Linked DNA regions of Homo sapiens: region 2 is linked to region 1. The links are chromatin loops, found by intact Hi-C in ENCODE. Cell type or tissue: endothelial cell of umbilical vein. All regions are shown on one strand.

Region 1 (2,500 bases):
TCTCTCTCACTCTCTTTTTTTAATGCTTCAAGGATTTCAGGCTATTTAATGAGGCAGTTTGGACCTTGAGTGGACCAGGATTTCTGGGGTGCTGCCTTTCCTGTGACTCTCCTGCACAACTGACCTTAGAATCGAGACAGCGCTGGAAGAGCCCCCATGGTTCTGAGGAGAGAAGGAACACAAGCATGGAAATCCACTTAGTTTCACTTAGTTCAGCAAACAAATCAAGAACCATGAACCCCTTCTTTTTGTCTTCTTGCCATTTTTATTCTTATATGTCTTGTTAATCTTTGATATTTACACATGAGGCATGTTCCTTTTCACATATCATTCAAATAGTTTGGAAGTGTGTAAAATATAAAATAGGAGTCCTTCATCACCCCATATACTCAGTCCCCTCCTCAAGATGCACCTTCACAAATCCTCAATACCCTAAAGGACAGTGTGGTTGAGAATTTGATATGTATCCTTGCAGATGTATTTTTTTCTTCTGTCCAACCACAAAGAGTACCCACTTCACTGTTTCACTTATAGCCCCAACAATCATGTGAAGGGTTACCACTTTCCTTATGATGAATATAAAGATCATAAAGGTAGAGTGAGTGGCATACTGCCGTTATAGGCTGTATGTAGCAGTCAGGGTTGAAACTCTGACCTTGCTGTCTAAATCAGTGGATTCTTACCTCAACACCAGGCTGCCTTGGGGTTGTGAAAACTAGCCTTCTGAATGATGACATTAAAAAATCATTAAAAAAGAATATATGAAATCAAAATTGAATTCATTAATATTGGCCACTGAAGCTTCCACATTTAAGAGAAAACTAATCTTATAAAACTCTGTGAAAAAATATATAATCAAACCTTTTACTATCCAAAAATGTGTCATAATTATTTTCTTTAAAATGGAAGACAAAGCAATAACACTGCTAAATTTTTAAGAGCCAATTTAGACATTTTGGTATCTTATGTTTGGAATGAAGAATGATTTGATACATTCTCAGCTTCTAGCTAGTTTAGTCTTTTCCTACCACCAACTCGTGGGAGGAGTTCAATACACTGCAATTCAGAGGGAAGAAAATGTTTGTCTTTCTTCAAAATACTTCCTTTTTTAGGAGTTGTTTATTTAATAATCAGAATAAGACATTTTTTGCAGGCTTGGCAAGTGGCTACCAGTTTCGAGTTCATTCTGATTTGATTAATTGGACCACAGAGAAGACACGGGAGTAGAACTGACTAGATGTTTCCATTTTTTCGAAACTAAACATTTGGGTGCTGCTGCATTTTTTGCCTGTGTACACGAGACCACAGTGTTGTTATATGCTCTTAAATCCACTGTTGAATTTAGAACATTTCATGTTTTATTTTGTGACGCCTTTCCTTCCTGATGAGTAACCATTTGATTTTAAATTCAGAGCTCACTGTACATGAAATGTGCAGACCTAGGGTGACATGTCTATGACAAGTCCTCAGTGTGGCTAACAGGCTCTCCCATCTGTCACAGGATGACATGTGGTCAGGTTATACAGACTGGAGTTTCCCAGGCAACCGAGTCATGCCCTATGGGGATTCCTTGGGAAGTTGAAAAAAGAAGTTGGAGATGAGAGGTCTGGAGCCACCACGTCTCCTAGCCATTGTTTGCTTTCTTTTGTCTTTTCTCCTGCATTCCCCATGGTCATTCTCACCAGAGTCTCCAATGTGGGGAATACAATCCATTTCTGGTGCTCCAGAACGTTCTTGGGGGCACACAGAATTTTTAAAAACTGTAATAGTTTGACACTTTAGACTGTTCTTATAGTCACATTAGATAAAATCATTTTAAAGTTTGTAAAGTGAATCATAAATATAAGTAATGTAAGTTACATAAATAGAAGTAAATAGTTCAGGTGGTATTTGGCAAAACAAACAAAACTGAGGTCAGCACACAAGCCATTGGACTCGGTTTCCAAAATCTCTGCTATTCTAGTTTTTTTCTTTTCTGAAAATTCCCATTGTTTTTCTTATTTCTTAACAACAACAATAGTAATGATACCTAAAATTGAAAGCTTCTTAAGCTGATAAGCAACTTCAGCAAAGTCTCAGGATTCAAAATCAATGTGCAGAAATCACAAGCATTACTATACAGCAACAACAGACAAGCAGAGAGCCAAATCATGAATGAACTCCCATTCACAATTGCAACAAAGAGAACCAAATACCTAGGAATACAGCTAACAAGGGAGGTGAAGGACCTCTTCAAAGAGAACTGGAAACCACTGCTCAAGGAAATCAGAGAGGACACAAACAGACAGAAAAAGAATCCATGCTCATGGATAGGAAGAATCAATATCATGAAAATGGCCATACTGCCCAAAGCAATGTATAGATTCAATGCTATTCCTATTTTCTTTCAAATTCACAAAATGTGTATATATCTAATTATATGATCTTCTGTTACTATTTTTTTTTAACAAGGAGGAAGAGTTATTTGTTGGCTAGAGGGAGAGACTTATAAAATTGCCCC
Region 2 (2,500 bases), 120 kb before region 1:
CACTTTGAATTAGTGAAAAGTCTTGGGAATACCAAAAAAAAAATTTTTTTTTTCTTTATGAATGTGTACCCCACTGCTAGGCATATATTCATGAGTTTGGGGACAATGTCTTTCTTCCACCATTATGGCTCCAGCACCTGGTGTGGTGCCTGACACCTGGGAGGTGCCCTGAAAATAACTGCACAGTGGTTAAATGAGAGACTGAGTGATCAAATGACACTGGGCTAGCGAGTGAGTGAATGTTCAGATTCAAGACAAAACTAAGAAGTGGAGTTGTTGATTGCCGGATACTTTTGATCAATTTATCGATTTATACAAGCCCTCACCAAGCACCTACACAGTACCTGACATGAAGTTATGTGTTGTTGGGGATTTAAAAAATAAGTGAATGTATACTGTGCTATGTGTACATTCTGTTACCTGTCTTCAAGGGTGGCTTAAAATGCAAGTAGAAAACATCTTTCACACAGGAGATGATGTGGATGAAAGCCTCAGAATAAGAGCAAAAGGAACAATGATAAAGTTAGGGTGACAAAGAACGTTCTAGGGGTTACGTACAGTACTTCACTGTACCAGCTCCTTTAAGTGCTCACTTGGAGTATTTGAATTAATATTCAACTTAAGGAAACCCCTTTCGTGTGGCCTGCCTGACTTTGCCAGAGCAAAGTGACATTGGGAAAACAGAGGGCACTTCAGAGTGACGGGGAGAGGAAGGAAGGGGGTAATGACGGCTTGTGTGGTAGGGGAAAGGCAGGTTGCCTTAGAGGACAACCAGCAGCTGTTCCCTGCCCCTCTCTGGCCCTGGCCTGCAAAACCCTGCAGCTGAGTCAGGGGTAGCTGATACTCAGGCCGCTGGGCCATTTCTGCTTCACCTCTTCACCAGTTGGCCTTTGTCAGGCAGCTCTGATGAGCCTGGCTGCCTGGTACGTTTTCCTCTTGGAAAGAATGGGGGGAAGTTGACCTACTCCGCCGATAAGGAGGGAGATCTGCTTCCTCGGCCACAGCCCTTGGCAGGTCCCCTCCAGGATTTCCCTGGGCCGTCTGAGCACCGTGGGGAGATGAGAGGTCAGGCGTGGGCTGTGTGGAAAACTCTAAAATCTCCACAGCAACCAGGGCCACTGAAGGGAGAAAAAAGTCCTCTGGTGATTAGCCAAGATCTTTACTCTTCATTAGTCATCTGGACTTAGACACTCTTTCCATCTGGGGAAAACTGTGTTATTGTCAAGGAGCCTCACTAGCTCATTTCTTCATCTTGCATCTCCTGAGCACCTTGGAAATCCAGGAATTCTTTGTTAGGCTGGTCTAAGGTTTTGAAATGGGCAAACAGACAAGCAACCCCCTCAGCCCCTGCCAAAAAACAAACAAACAAACAAAACCCCAAAAACAAAAACACCTGCCCTCTTTGTTTTTTTCCACATATTAAAATGGACTTGCCTTTTAAATCCTCTAGTCTTCACTTTCTACCTCTTCCTCCTGAGGACTCTCCATTTTCATTACTTTAAATTAAAAGTCCTTCACTGGAATGGTTTTGACCCCCCAGGGGAAATTTGGCCATGTCTGGATTCATTTTTGGTTCTTAAAACTGGGGAGTGTAACTGGCATTGAGTGGGTGGAGGCAGGGAGGATGGTAAACTTCCCACGATACACTAGTAGGCTCCCATAACAAAGAACTGTCCAGCCCATAAACAGATAGTGCGGAGTTTGAGAGGCCCTGCTCTAAATCTTGCTAATTTCCACATCACCCTTCCTGATCCCCTCCATTTCTATCTCCATTTATCCTAGTTTCTCTTCAAGACCCCAGATTGCATTTTATTCCTGCTTGATTCTGGCAGTTTACCATGGTGGTGTGAGGCATTGGCATATTGAGTTTAAAGACAGGGTGAGCCATCCAAGGGGAAATTAATAGAAAATGGTAGAAACAATAGTGATGATAATGGCCATGGTATTAGCTCTTTTTTATTGGAAGTACATAATGCATTATTCTAGTTAACCCTCAAATCTATGACACCAGTACCATTACTGTACCTTTTTCTTTTTTTAACTAGTTCCCTGCCTCCACATGGAACACATTGAGTTGACAAATCATTTACTGACTCAATTTGGATAAACCTTAAGCTGAAATAAGACATTTTCTATGCCCTTTAGGAAGTAGTTCCAGTGTCTCTGACAAGTTTTTCCTTCTCTTTTTTTTAAATTTTACTTTAAGTTCTGGAATACCTGTGCAGAACATGCGTGTTTGTTGCATAGGTATACATGGGCCATGGTGGTTTGCTGCACCTATCAACCCGTCATTTAGGTTTTAAGCCCTGCATGCATTAAGTATTTGTCCTAATGCTCTCCCTCCCCTTGCCCCGCAGCCCCCCACAGGTCCCAGTATGTGATGTTACCTTCCCCGTGTCCACGTATTCTCATTGTTCAGCTCACACTTATGAATGAGAACATGCGGTGTTTGGTTTTCTGTTCCTGTGTTAGTTTGCTGAGAATGATGGCTTCCAGCTTC

Evidence for each region. A loop is a pair of places that touch in the nucleus more often than their neighbours do. Peaks named below come from ENCODE experiments on the same cell type or tissue, not always from the same donor. Only the 100,000 strongest peaks of a DNase experiment are listed, where the experiment ranks them.
Region 2: a loop joins it to region 1, with 4 times the contacts of the local background. A loop is called at or near these places in 3 of 110 quality-filtered maps.

Annotation. Positions count from the first base shown.
Region 1 is chr16:77,456,172-77,458,671 of GRCh38, reverse strand. No RefSeq gene overlaps it. Among named protein-coding and RNA genes, the nearest start is that of ADAMTS18, 22 kb to the right of the region's middle. In endothelial cell of umbilical vein, no CTCF peak of the experiment used is centred here; a DNase peak (open chromatin) is centred at 1,441; H3K27ac peaks cover 2,020 bases.
Region 2 is chr16:77,573,610-77,576,109 of GRCh38, reverse strand. No RefSeq gene overlaps it. Among named protein-coding and RNA genes, the nearest start is that of LINC02131, 16 kb to the left of the region's middle. In endothelial cell of umbilical vein, no CTCF peak of the experiment used is centred here; a DNase peak (open chromatin) is centred at 999; H3K27ac peaks cover 2,103 bases.